Linked DNA regions of Homo sapiens: region 2 is linked to region 1. A link is an interaction called in ENCODE POLR2A ChIA-PET data of the cell type or tissue named here. Cell type or tissue: GM12878. All regions are shown on one strand. Links, peaks and the distances in the headings refer to the core of each region. The heading gives the core; the rest is flanking DNA. Region 1 overlaps GPBP1L1 (GC-rich promoter binding protein 1 like 1). Region 2 overlaps IPP (intracisternal A particle-promoted polypeptide).

Region 1 (7,456 bases), core at 2,161-6,160:
AAAAAAAAAAAAAGAGCAAACTCTGTTTAGATGACTTTTCTCAAATCCTTAAAAAAGATTTATATCCAAGTCATCTTGTTGGTATAGGTGGTGACATACATCTGTAGTATCTAAATTGGACTTAAGAGTTTTGACTCTCAGGACCTTGATTTCATTATTTAACTGTGTCTCATTTTAGCAGATATATGTATATATGATAGTGATTTTGCCTTCTGTGATTTTATGTTTTGTTTTTTCATTTACAGAGTGATAGATTCGTGTGGCCTTTCAAATGATTGTGAAGTGGTGGAAATGGATCCAAAATAATAAGTGACTTCTCTACCAAAGCATAGAAGATTCTTCATATCTCCTTCCAGTGGCTCAATTTAGATTTTGGGAAGGAGCAGAACAAGTGAAACACAGAAAACTGAAGAGAAGAAATCCTCATTTTGGACCTATATTTCTCCTTGACTATTTCTTAATATCCATCCTACCCATCGTTCTAATGTTTTAACTTTGCTCTGAATTTATAAATAGTAAAGGCCAAAGACATAGAATATACATTTAGTAGCTTTATACCAAGAAATTTGCCTTGAAAGCTGCTGTTCGTGGAGGGAAAAGTGTAGCAAATTCCTGTCTATTTTTATTTTTTATTTTTTTTTAACAAAGACAAGATTTATGTCCCTAGATTTTGAAGGTTAAGGCAAATATAAATACATATCTGCACACTATTTTTTAGCAGTTGCATGAGTAAGAGTAATGAGATTTGTATTTTAAGGACTTTGTCATGTGGATGTTTTGGAGTTGACTGCTCAGATCTTTTATAGGGCTTTAATATTTTTGATCTATTACCTTGATGACATTATTTGTCCACACTTGAGCCCATCTGTCTTTCTAGCTATGACCTTGTTATGAACAGTATTTGCACTCGGTGCAAATATCCATGTCTTACCTAATTAAGCAACATCATAGTGCCATAACTCAAGGAAGTTGAATGAGGTGAACATAGATACAGCTCTTTCCCCTTCCCCCCCTTTTTAAATGTAACAAATACTTTTTATGTTCCCCTTCCCCCCTTCCCCTTTTCCCCTTTCCCCTTTTGGAAACGTGTCAGGAACCAAATAGTTTAAGATGAGCAGTTGAGGGGACTGAGAGAGTGATCGACACAGAACCTGGCTTCTTCGTGCTTCATCATAAGTCGTGCTGCCGGCCAGGTTACTTAAGCACCCTTTTAACAAGGAAACCTTGTGGGAGATCCAGCTGGCCGACTCGAGTTCAGAAACAGGACCACAGAGGTTACACTCTGGGGTAAATATTCTCCATATGTCTAACTTGGAAAGAAGACTCTATGTATATGCATCATGAAAAATACCGACTGCTTTCTGATGTAATTAATTTTGGAGAATATCAGTGGGGTGGTTTGAAGACACCAACAGATCTCAGGAAAACTGATGCTAGTTGGTATTTGAAGAAATTAATGTGAACTAAATATAAAAGCTCTTGAGAGGTTGTATCGTCCTTCTCTAGGAAGATCTTTTTTTCCCCCATCTTGAGGCAGGGTCTCACTCTGTCACCCAGGCTGGAGTGCAGTGGTGCAATCTCAGCTCACTGCAGCCTCAACCTTCCCAGCTCAGGTGATTCTCCCACCTTAGCCTCCAGAGTAGCTGGGACCACAGACGTGTGCCACCACACCTGGCTCCTTTATTATTATTTTTGTACAGATGAGGTTTTGCCATGTTGCCCAGACTGGTCTCGAACTGCTGGGCTCAAGCGATCCACCTCGGCCTCCCAAGGTGCTGGGATTACAGGTGTGAGCCACCGTGCCCAGCCAAGAAGATCTTTTCTACTGCTTTTGCTAGAAGTTACCTGAGTACTTGAAGCAGATTAATCTCTTTTCATAAGTGTCTGTGGTTTTAAATAGATGTTTAATTCTTCATGTTCTTTGATGTAACAATCAAGAATTCATTAGCTTCCTTCATAAAACCTTCCAGATTCACTGGGCGCAGTGACTCACACCTGTAATCCCAACACTTTGCGAGGCTGAAGCAGGATGATCTTTTGAGGCCAGGAGTTCAAGATCAGCCTGGGCAACATAGCAAGACCCTTCCTCTCCAAAAAATAAATCTTCCAGGCTCATGTTACAGTTTTCTTTTGTTTAGAACTTTTGTTTTAACAAAAATTGCTTTTATTTAGAACTTCTCTGAGTTATAAGGCTTGGTAAGTAATCTGTAGACAGGCTCAGAGGGCAGGTCTTTCTGTAAAGAGGAATCTTAGAATAATTACAGATTCCTTTACACATTGGTATCAGATTCTTGTAAACATAAGTGATTTGAATTGTTTTGTTTTCAGATCCTGGCCATGAGGTTGGATGCCTCACCTTACTGAAAGGAGACACTGGACCTAAATGGCGCAGCATGATTTTGTTCCTGCTTGGCTAAATTTCTCAACACCACAGTCAGCTAAGGTACTGTTCTCCATTCCTGTAGTAACTTCTCAAATATGAGAGGGTTTGGGGGTGGTTTTGGTTGTTTTTTGGTTTCATTTTGTTTTGAGACAGGGTCTCCCTCTGTCACCCAGGATGAAGTGCGGTAGTGTGATCACAGCTTACTGCAGCTTTGGCCTCCTGGGCTCAGGCAGTCCTCCTGACTCAGCTCCCAGAGTAGCTGGGCCTACAGGCTGTGTACCACCACGCCCTGCTAATTTTTGTTTTTGTTGTTGTTGTTTTATAGAGATGGAATTTCACCATGTTGCCCAGGCTGGTTTTCAACTCCTAAGCTCAAGTGATCCGCCTACCTGGACTTCCCAAAGTGCTGGGATTACAGGCGTGAGCCACTGCACTCAGCCCAGTCTTGATGTTTTTTAATATATTCAACCTCGTGTGAGGATTTCAAAAACATTTTCATAGACTTAATAGCTTTCTGTTAGAAGGATGTAAGTAATTAGGCAGTCCACATGAATGTCTACCTTATTACTGCCAAGTATCTCACTTTTTTATGTTTCTTTTTTTCTTTTTTTAAGTATCTCACTTTTTTCATTATATCCTAAGGCTTTTCTCATTACATGACACAGTTAAGTGTTGTATTAGCTGCAGCACACTTTGGAGATTAAACGTACTTGCTAACCTATTGTGGAGGTCAAAGGGGCAGAAGTAAAAGGGGAATGGCACTTGGGTAAACAGACCTTTGGAGTGAACACACATTTGTTTATGGCGATAGATGAAGAGGAGGAAAAGGTAGAGGCAGTGATTGTTCAACTACTACATGGATCTCAGATTAAATCCTAGAAACTGTTTTAGAGGCATTAACCTACTTAATAGTTTCAGGGGGGATGTGTGTTGTATTAAGGGTAAACACAAATGGAATTACCAGTTTATATAGATTAAAGCAGACCTAGTCACAGTACACAAAAGAATCAGCCTGAGTTATTGATAAAACGTTTGGGAAGCTAGTAAACTTAAAAGTGCTTCCCATTTTGCCAGCGAATAGAGGAAGGATGAAATTGGTAGGCATTCCCAAAAATAAAGGCCTACCTTTCCTATTTTAAAATGTGGACTTTTGGGAAGGTGCTTCTGGTCTCATCTAGACCCATGATCTTTTGCTCTAAACTTCATTTTGTTTCAATTTTATTTTACTCATTTATTTTTGAGACAGGGTCTCTGTCACCGAGGCTGGAGTACAGTGGCATGGTCATAATTCATTACAGCCTTGAACTCCCGGGCTCAAGCAATCCTCTCGCCCTAGTCTCTAGAGTAGCTGGTACTACAGGTGAGCACCACCATGCCCAGCTAACTTTTTTGGGTTTTTTGTAGAGATAGGGTCTCACCATGTTGCCCAAGGTGGTCTAGAACTGGCCTCAAACGATCCTGTCACCTCAGCCTCCAAAAGTGCTGAGATTACAGGCATGAGCCACTGTACCAGGCTAAACTTCATTTGGGGATTTTTGTTTGTTTTTTTATTGAGACGGGGTCTTACTCTGTTGCCCAGGCTGGAGTGCAGTGGTGCGATCATGGCTTACTGCAGCCTTGACTTCCCTGGCTCAGGCGATCCTCCTACCTCATCCTCCCAGGTAGCTGGGATTACAGGCGCACAGTACCACTCCCAGCTAATTTTTTGTAGTTTTCTGTAGAAGACAGGGTTTTGCCATGTTACCCGGCTGGTCTTGAAATCCTGGGCTCAAGCGATGTACCTGCCTCAGTCTCCCAAAGTGCTGGGATTACAGCAATGAACCACCACACCCGGCTCTAAACATCATTTCAAATTGTCTTAACAAAATTTGCAGGACCTCATAATTGGCCTAATCTGACCCAAAGCTTGGAGCTAGTGGGCTACCTGAAAAGTATATAGATCTATCAGAGAAGAATAATTGTTTTAGCACCGTGAACTTAAGTAAAAAGAATTAGAAGACATTCTTTCATTTTCGAAACTATAATAAGCAAAGCCCTGTGGTTTTGGCATAATGATAGACATAAAAGGAATAGAATAGAGAGTTCAAAAATAGGCCTGTAGAGGCTGGGCTCAGTGGCTCATGCCTGTAATCCCAGCACTTTGAGAGGCTGAGGCAGAAGGATTGCTTGAAAGCCAGGAGTTTGAGACCAGCTTGGGCAGCAAAGTGAGACCTTGTCTCTACAAGAAAAATTTAAAAAAAAAACAACAACAAAAACTAGGCAGGTGTGGTGGTGAATACCTGTCATCTCAGCTACTTGGGAGGCTAAGGCAGGAGGATTGCTTGAGCCAAGGAGTTTGAGGCTACAGTGAGCTGTGATCGGGCTACTGTACTCCAGCCTGGGTGACTGAGACCCTGGCTCTTAAAAAAAAAAAAAAAAGGCTTATGTATGTATTTTGTTGATTTTTGACTAAAGTACAAAGGTAATTCAATGGGGAAGTGATAGTGTTGTGTTTTTGAGCTAGAAGAACTAGCTTCTATCTACATGGGGGCGGAGTAAAGAACCTCAGCCTTTGCTTCATACACAAAAAGATTAACCTGAAATGGAACATAAGTTAAAAAGCTAAAACCATAAAACTTTTAAGAGAAAACAGGAGAAAATCTTTTTACCCACTCGAATGGGTAAAATATTGGCAAGGATGTTGATAGTAAGAAAAATAAATGTAAACATGCCCCGATTTACGGTTTTCCTTGTCAAACATACCCATATTTTCATGGCTTTGTGGACTTTGGTCTCTATCATTTAAGAATGTCATAGAATAAAATTCTTTGAAATAGGAAGGGATATTAGAGTTCATCTATAATAATGTTTCTCAAACTGCTTCCTTCCAGTTTTGTTACCTCAAAGACTTATTTTTTCTCTCTGACCTCTTTCATTATGTGTAAATGAGTAAAATGGGTATGATGCCAAAAGTTTAGTATTGTTACAGGTATTATATCTGGAAATAAATGTTTTATAAAACTGTAAAAACTCTAGTAGTTGGGAGCTGTGGCTTATACCTGTAATCCCAGAGCTTTGAGAGGCCAAGGCAGGAGGATTGCTTGAGGCCAGGACTGAGAGATCAGCCTGGGCAACATAGTGAGACCCCCATCTCTACAAAAAATTTAGAAAATTAGCCAGTCTTAGTGGCATGGGCCAATAGTTCTAGCTACTCCATAGGCCGAGGCAGGAGGATCCTTTAAGCTCAAGGGTAAGCAGCTGTAGTGAGCTTTGATTGTGCCACTGCACTCCAGCCTGGGCGACCGTGAGACTTCATCTCTTTTTTTTTTTTAAAAGTTCTGTAATTACTACTGACCTCCCAAGGTGATATTTCAACCGTTGCCTTCACCCTTATTCCAGAAATACTAAAACTTTAGAATTATTTTTGAGGCAATCATCTTGATTTTCCTCTCCTACAAGGTAAATATTTTTAAGTGTAAAGTTTTGGAGCTTATATTTATGAATATTTGCAAGGCTTTTTTCCCCTCCGCCTCCTTTCATGCAAACAATTGAAGTGGCTAGCTTTTCTCCTCTCCTGGAATAAAGGAAGTGAATTAGCAATTGAATATATAACCTAGGACTTCTCTAAATTAGGCACCTGTGGGTACCCTTAGGGTCCATATGCTTACAATATGAGTTTCTATCACCATTATTACTTGTTTTTTGAAGGCCTGATGCAAAGCCTATTAAGATATTGAAAAGGACTAATAGCTATTTATCCATTTGCCTCTCCATACTTCATCATCTTAGTCACCTACTGCCACCTTCGAAAAACACGGAGAGCACCTACCCAGAGGAGAAGGTAGATTTGGAGTAAGCCGCCGTCGACATAATTCCTCTGATGGTTTTTTTAACAATGGTCCCCTACGAACTGCAGGAGGTGAGCCATGTCCAACTTTCATGACTATATTTAAGCTACTCATTTAGGACAAGCCCAGGCTGTGGGTACATGTCTGTAATCTTGAAATAGGATCTTTTCTGAACATAGTTTTCATTTAGATTCTCTAGTAGTCATTACGCAACTACATTGGCTTTCTAGGTCTAACTATGATTATGATTCTCATGAATCATCTGTTCAGTTGAACTGATTTCAGAAATTACCTCACAAAGAAAAGATACATTTTTTTATTTTTTTTGTGTGGACTTTTTATTAACGAGGTCTCCTGAAGGCCTTTGGCCAATACCGTAAACCAAATCAGGAAGCAAACAATCTAATTAGTCCTTTTCTTTACTATTCTAGATTCTTGGCACCAGCCCTCCCTGTTCCGCCATGATTCTGTGGACTCTGGTGTCTCTAAGGGAGCATATGCTGGAATCACAGGGAACCCATCTGGTTGGCATAGCTCTTCCCGAGGTCATGATGGCATGAGCCAACGTAGTGGAGGTGGCACAGGGAACCATCGCCATTGGAATGGCAGCTTCCACTCCCGGAAAGGGTGTGCTTTTCAGGAAAAGCCACCTATGGAGATTAGGGAAGAAAAGAAAGAAGACAAGGTGGAAAAGTTGCAGTTTGAAGAGGAGGACTTTGTAAGTATGAATCTTTAGATGTGTGGTTAGAAGCCAACAAATAATGTCTGAAATATGAGACCCTGTTAGTAATGAGAACATTTCAGAAATTACAGAAAAAGGAATTTGTAAGTTGAGGTTTTTATTGTTTTAGAGGAAAGAAGTTAAGTTGATAATATTTGAAAATGGTGACCAAAACTCCTATGTAACTTGTAGCAAATTTTTCATCTTTGTGTCTTTGGAATTTAGAAAAATATTTAATTTCTCTTAAGTCTTATAAAGTTTACTCAAATATAATTATGTTAAAATGTACTCTTGCATGTTAAATTGTCTTTTTTCCAACTATGATAAAACATTTTTTCTCTTGATTTTGTTCTCTATCACATAAAATTACTGTGACATGAACATGTAATTGGGAGTATTTCAGCTGTTGCCTATGCGTTCAGTAACACTTGATGTTATTGTGTGTTAAATTACATGCCTTTTGGCCTCTTAAATCAAAGGTAGCATTTTCAGAGTATCTTTAAAATGTTTTAAATATATTTTATT
Region 2 (7,456 bases), core at 1,241-5,240, 79 kb before region 1:
CAGCCTGGGCAACATGGTGAAACCCTGTCTCTACAAAAAAAAAAAAAAAAAAAAAAAAAAGGCAAAAAATTAGCCCAGCACGGTGGCATGCACTTATAGTCACTGCTACCTGGGAGGCTGAGGTGGGAGGATCACCTGAGTCCAGGAGGTCAAGGCTACATTGAGCCAGGATTGTGCCATTGCTCTCCAGCCTACTTTAGACCTGGTTTTGAGATTTGAAGTTTTTACTCTTGTCATGCACTGAAAGATTAGGTTGCTATTGAATTACAAATGATTTTATTACAAGTTAAATACACTACTAAGCATTAACGGTGTAATTCTGTAAATACATAATTTAAAATAATGAGTTATTAGTTTTTCTCCACTCTTAGCAATGTTAACATAATTTTGTAGGTTTTTCTGAGTGATATCTTGTTTTACTACAGATATAGTTGATTGTTATTTGCAGTAGCTATGTTGTATAAGTCTGCTGCAAACACGGAATTAGCAAATACTGAACAATTGCTCCTAGGGGAAATACAGGTTTAGGTTCCTGCAAGCCTATAGTCACAACATTTTTGTCACATAGTCAATAGAGCCTTGTTTTATATAGATTTTTTTCTTGTTTTTTTTTTTTTTTTTTTTTTTTTTGAGATGGAGTCTTGCTCTGTCACCCAGGCTGGAGTGCAGTGGCACAATCTCGGCTCACTGCAAGCTCCGCCTCCTGGGTTCACACCATTCTCCTGCCTCAGCCTCCCAAGTAGCTGGGACTACAGGCGCCCGCCACCATGCCCGGCTAATTTTTTGTATTTTTAGTAGAGACAGGGTTTCACCGTGTTAGCCAGGATGGTCTCGATCTCCTGACCTCGTGATCCACCCGCTTCGGCCTCCCAAAGTGCTGGGATTGTAGGTGTGAGCCACTACGCCCGGCCTATATAGGTTTTTGTCTAAAACCACCTTATTTAATATATATTATTGATTCATTAACAATGAACTCATGGCCACCAGTCTATAACTCATCCCTGAATGAAACTCTATCTAACATAGGTATTTTCTCTGTAAGGCACTTCATAGCTTTCTTGCACTTAGGGACACTAGGTAACAACTGAACATTATGGTTAGGGGCCATTTTAAACAGCAAAATTACCAACAAAAAGCACAAAAATGCAAAAAAAAAAATGACACTAAATAGACTGTGGAAAAGGATACTTGTTTATAGCATAAGAGCTGAAATGAGAAGACAGAGTGAAACTTTGACCTCACCCAGAAAGTACATGTAGGGTGATTTAAATTTTTTGCCACTCTGTGCATGTCTGTGAATGACTGCAAAAGAACAAGTGCAGTAGTCCCCCTTTATCCATGGGGGATACATTCTAAGAACCCCCCAGTGGATGCCTGAAACTGTAGGTGATAATGAACCTAATGTACATTATGTTTTTTCCTATAAATACATACCTATGATAAAGTTTAATTTATAAATTAGAGACAGTAAGAGATTAATAATAGCTAATAATAAAGTAGAACAATTATGTTCATATTTGTAATAAAAGTTATGTGGATGTACTTTATCTTAAAATATCTTATTATACTGTCCTTACCCTTCTGGTGATGATATGAGATGATAAAGTACCTATGTGATAAGATGAAATGAGGTGAATGACCTAGGCATTGTGTTACAGTGTTAGGCTGTTAATCAAAACTAATGTAAAACTTAAGAACTGTGTATTTCTGGGCCAGGCACGGTGGCTCATGCCTGTAATCCCCGCACTTTGGGAGGATGAGGTGGGCAGATCACTTGAGCCTAGGAGTTCAAGACCAGCCTGGGCAACATGGTGAAACCTGTGTCTACAAAAAATAGAAAAATTGGCTGGGGATGGTGGCATGTGCTTGTAGACCCAGCTATTCATGGGGCTGAGGTGGGAAGGTCACTTGAACCCAGGAAGCTGAGGCTGCAGTGAGCCAAGATTGTACCACCGTACTCTAGCCTGGGTGGCAGAGCCAGACCCTGTCTCAAAAAAAAAAAAAAAAAAAAAGAATTGTTTATTTCTGGAATTTCCACTTAATATTTTGGAAATATTAATGGGTAATTGAAATCATGGAAAGTAAAACTGCAGATAAGGGGACTACTATATTAATTTTGGGGTTACAAATACATTTTAGCAAGTAGGTATATTCACAAATAAGGAATACATCTTATTCCTTATTTAATTGTGTATAGGAATACACTATTTAAATGTTTAAACAAGGGAGAGAAATTATCCAGACACACATTGGCATGAATCAGGTGAGAATTTAGGAGTGGGACAAAAGCTTTCATGACTGAGTTGGTTTTTCCAAGTGTAGCAGACACAGAGTACTAACAGAAATTTCTTCTGCTAGGAGCAAGGCAGTGTCCCCTAGAAATGGGACATGTTTTCCTACAGCTTTTTCTTTTTTTTTTTTTTTTTTGAGATGGAGTCTCGCTCTGTCGCCCAGGCTGGAGTGCAGTGGCGCGATCTCGGCTCACTGCAACCTCCGCCTCCCGGGTTCATGCCGTTCTCCTGCCTCAGCCTTCCGTGTAGCTGGGACTACGGGCGCCCGCCACCACGCCCGGCTAATTTTTTTTTTGTATTTTTAGCAGAGACGGGGTTTCACCATGTTAGCCAGGATGGTCTCGATCTCCTGACCTCTTGATCCACCCTCCTTGGCCTCCCAAAGTGCTGGGATTACAGTCATGAGCCACCGCGCCCGCCTCCTACAGCCTTTTAAAATTATAATTTATAATTTAAAATTAGACACAGTGAGAGTGTCTAATTCAAGTCCCGAAGTGTTTTTTAAGCATGCCCAGTAGTTATCATCTAGTGGTATTTCAGTGAAGGAAAATACTGCAACGATCAAGGGAGAAGTAAATTGATTTTTTTTTAAGGCAACCATAATATTTTTCAACTTTGAAACTTTTCCTCTTTGATCATATTGGAGAAAATATAAGCAACTTGTGTAGAAAAATGAGACTATAAAATTCAGAGGGAGCAAAATCTTAAATGGTTAAGTTATATTACATGAAATGCGTAGATTTTTTTCCATAGTATATATATTATTGTACTTACAACTGAAATAATTTAGGCAATTTAATATTATTAGATATTTGATTATATGTCTGTTTCTTATATTTTAGAGAATGATTTTACTTATCTTTAAATGGAATATGCTTATTATAAAAAGTTTAGGTAATACAGAAATATAAAAACAACAATAGGCTCGGCGTGGTGGTCACAACTGTAATTCCAACACTTTGGGAGGCCAAGGCGGGATGATCACTTGAGACCAGGAGTTTGAGACTAGCCTGGGCTGAACATAGTGAGACCCTGTCTCTACAAAAAAAAATTTTTTTTTTTTTTTTTGAGATGGAGTCTCGCTCTGTCACTGAAGCTAGAACGCAGTGGTGTGATTTCGGCTCACTGCAACCTCCGCCTCCTGGGTTCAAGTGATTCTCCTGCCTCAGCCTCCCCAGTAGCTGGGACTGCAGGCCTGTGCCACCACGCCCGGATAATTTTTTGTATTTTTAGTAGAGACAGGGTTTCACCATGTTAGCCAGGATGGTCTTGATCTCCTGACCTCATGATCCACCCTCCTTGGCCTCCCAAAGTGCTGGGATTACAGGCGTGAGACACCGCGCCTGGCCTACAAAAAAATTTTTTTTAAAAATTAGCCAGGCGTGGCCTGGTGTGGTGTCACGCATCTGTAGTCCCAGCTACTCGAGAGGCTGAGGCAGGAGAATTGCTTGAACCGAGGAGGCGGAGGTGGCAGTGAGCCAAGATCGCACCACTGCACTCCAGCCTGGCGACAGAGCAAGACTCTATCTCACAAAAAAAAAAAAAAAAAAAAAAAAATAGCCAGGTCTGGTGGTGCTTGCATATAGTCCCAGCTAGGAGGATCAATTGAGCCAAGGAGGTCGAGGCTGCAGTGAGCTGTGATCATGCCACTTCACTCCAGCCTGGGTTAGAGAATGAGACCCTGTCTCAAAAAAAAAAAAAAAAAAAAAAAAGCAAAATTAAATCAATAAAAAATAAAATAAGATAAAAAATAAAGCAAGACCTTGTTTCTACAAAAACAACATTTAAAATTAGTTGCTGGGTGTGGTGTCTCATGCCTTTAATCCCAGCACTTTGGGAGGCAGAGGCAGGTGGATCCCTTGAGGTCAGGAGTTCGAGACCAGCCTGGCCAATATGGTGAAACTCTGTCTCTACTAAAAATACAAAAATTAGCTGGGCGTGGTGGCATGTGCCTGTAGTCCCTGCTACTCTGGAGGCTGAGGCAGGAGAATCACTTGAACCCAGGAGGTTGAGGTTACAGTGAGCTGAGATCGCACCACTGCACTGGAGCCTGGGTTACAAAGCAAGACTCCATCTCAAAATAAAAGCAAATAAAATTAGGCTGGGCACAGTGGCTCACGCCTGTAATCCCAGCACTTTGGGAGGCCAAGGCAGGCAGATCACCTGAGGTCAGGAGTTCTAGACCAGCCTGGCCAACATGGTGAAATCCTGTCTCTACTAAAAATATAAAAATTAGCTGGGTGTGGTGGCACACACCTGTAGTCCCAGCTACTTGGGAGGCTGAGGCAGGAGAATTGCTTGAACCTGGGAGGTGGAGGTTGGTATGAGCTGAGTTTGTGCCACTGCACTCCCACCTGGCAACAGAGCAGGACTCTGTCTCAAAGAAAAAAAAATAGCCAGGTGTGGTGGTGCATGTCTGTATTCCCAGCCACTCAGGAAGCTGAGGCAGGAGAATTGCTTGAACCCAGGAGGCAGAGGTTGCAGTGAGCCGAGATCTCACCACTGCGCTCCAGCCTGGGCGATAGAGTGAGATTCTGTATCTAAATAAATAAATAAGTAAATAATTTAAAATTACCCTGGCATGGTGGTGCCTACTAGTAGTCCCAGCTACTTGGTGGGAGGCCGATGGGGGAGGATCACTTGAGCTCAGGAGTTTGAGGCTGCAGTGTGCTATGACTGTGCCAGTGCACTCCAGCCTGAGCAACAGAGCAAGACTCTTGTCTCAAAGAAAAAAAAATAAGGAAGAAAAGAATAAAAATAAAAATAATTTTATACATATTATTTATAATACAAAAAATTTACCTAAATCTTGCTATAAGTTAACAAAAGAAGAAACTGAAGTAATAACTAATTTCAGATTTATGTTCCCTTGTCCCAAGAAATATTTATTCTAAAAGGTTCATGTAGAATTAAGGACAAAAGATGAAAATCATTAAAAGAATCATAGTTTCAAATTGTATTTCAATTTTAAACAGTATCAACTTTTTGCTAAGAAAAATTAGGTAATTAGCATTTTTATTTTTCTTTCCACTCCTTTTTTTGTGTCAAGGTGTATAGCCCTTATTTATATATATATTTGTAGTCATGATTCCCCTAGCTCTGTCCTTTTAGTTTTGAATTTAAATGGATTTGATGTTCTCTACCAGCTTTTTGACCATGGTCTTTTCATTGATGATTTTTTTTAATATGCATTGTTTTGGTTGGCTGGATTTCATCATCAAGTGCTTTTTTAAAGAAAGCCTCATGATTACTGTGTTTCCTGAATTCCTTCATATTTGAGAATTTCTATGTGTTGCTTTTTAAATTTCACACCAATTTGGGTGGGCATAATACTGTTTTTTTTTTTTGAGACGGAGTCTTACTCTGTCTCCCAGGCTGGAATGCAATGGCGTGATCTCGGCTCACTACAACCTCCGCCTCCCAGGTTCAATCGATTCTCCTGCCTCAGCCTCCCGAGTAGCTGGGATTACAGATGCCCACCGCCACACCCGACTAATTTTTGTATTTTTAGTAGAGACGGGGTTTCGCCATATTGGCCAGGCTGGTTTTGAACTCCTGACCTCAGGTGATCCGTCTGCCTCGGCCTCCCAAAGTGCTCAGGCGTGAGCCACCATGCCTGGCCAATATTCTTTAATTATAATGATTCTCCTATGTCTCCTCTCCTCAAATTTTGTAAGGCATAGTTTGGATTTTGGGGTTTTTTTTTTTAATGACTTGCTTATTTATTTATTTATTTATTTATTTATGTTTTTTTGAGATGAAGTCTTACTTTGTCACCCAGGCTGGAGTCAGTGGTGTGATCTCAGCTCACTGCAACTTCTGCCTGCTGGGTTCAAGCAATTCTTCTGCCTCAGCCTTCTGAGTAGCTGGGGACTACAGGCGTGCACCACTATGCCCGGCTAATTTTTGTATTTTTAGTAGAGATGGGGTTTCACCATATTGGCCAGGCTGTTCTCGAACTCCTGACCTTGTGATCTGCCCACCTCGGCCTCCCAAAGTGCTGGGATTACAGGCGTGAGCCGCTGCACCTGGCCATGACTTGATTTTTCTGATTGAATATCTAAGGAATTCTCTTTCATTATTCTTGATTTGTTTTGAAGTTGATCATTTTTTCATTAGACTGCCATATATCTTTTCTCTTTGAAATTTTAGTTTTTCCTTCATTTTGGGGAAATTTTCTTATGTGAAATTTCTAAATACTTTAAATGTTTCAAGGCCGGGCACGGTGGCTCACACCTGTAATCCCAGCACTTTGGGAGGCTGAGGCAGGCAGATCACGAGGTCAGGAGATTGAGACCATTCTGGCTAACACAGTGAAACCCTGTCTCTACTATAAATACAAAAATTAGCCAGGCGTGGGGGTGGGTGCCTGTAGTCCTAGCTACTCGGAAGGCTGAGGCAGGAGAATGGTGTGAACCCAGGAGGTGGAGCTTTCAGGGAGCTGAGATCGCACCACTGCACTCCAGCCTGGGCGACAGAGCTAGACTCTGTCTCTAAATAAATAAATAAATAAATAAAAATACTTTAAATGTTTCATTTGGTAGTCTTCTTCCTTTTATTGGAACTTCTTTGTCATTCATATTTATCATCTTCTAATGTTACAGTATTTTTTCTCTCTATTCACAATTATTTTCTCAAGCTTTTCCTCCACATCAGTAATTTGATTTTCAGTCATATCTATTGTTTCTAATTTATTAACTCTACAATACTGTCATTTCATTTCTTACTTTGTTTTCTTAGCAATGCATCTCATCTGTATTTGAGCTCTTGTTTTGCAGGACCTACATTGTTTTTTGTGTTTTTTTTTTTTTTTTTTTGAGGTGGAGTCTCGCTCTTTTGCCCAAGCTGGAGTGCAGTGGCATGATCTCGGCTCACTGCAACCTCCCCGTCCCGGGTTCAAGCGGTTCTCCCTGCCTCAGCCTCCCAAGTGGGTGGGATTACATGTGCCCACCACAACGCCCAGCTAATTTTTGTAATTTTTAGTAGAGATGAGGTTTCACCATGTTGGCCAGACTGGTCTTGAACTCTTGACCTCAGGTGATCCACCCGCCATAGCTTCCCAAAGTGCTAGGATTACAGGCATGAGACACCGTGCCTGGCCAGGAGCGACATTCTTAAACAATTGTATCATGTGAAGCACTTACGAGGAGTCTGTCTATTTGTAG

Evidence for each region. Peaks named below come from ENCODE experiments on the same cell type or tissue, not always from the same donor. Only the 100,000 strongest peaks of a DNase experiment are listed, where the experiment ranks them.
Region 2: POLR2A ChIA-PET joins it to region 1 with 13 read pairs; 3 of 35 experiments call an interaction of 5 or more read pairs at or near these places.

The regions. Positions count from the first base shown.
Region 1 is chr1:45,654,015-45,661,470 of GRCh38, reverse strand. GPBP1L1 (GC-rich promoter binding protein 1 like 1) reads left to right here. Exons shown (of 13, transcript NM_021639.5): 3 at 246-1,287; 4 at 2,329-2,443; 5 at 6,152-6,281; 6 at 6,642-6,928. The coding sequence starts at 2,384. Among named protein-coding and RNA genes, the nearest start is that of GPBP1L1, 29 kb to the left of the region's middle. In GM12878, for the core only: no CTCF peak of the experiment used is centred there; no DNase peak of the experiment used is centred there.
Region 2 is chr1:45,732,014-45,739,469 of GRCh38, reverse strand. The region is part of intron 3 of IPP (intracisternal A particle-promoted polypeptide); the gene reads left to right. Among named protein-coding and RNA genes, the nearest start is that of IPP, 15 kb to the left of the region's middle. In GM12878, for the core only: no CTCF peak of the experiment used is centred there; a DNase peak (open chromatin) is centred at 3,708.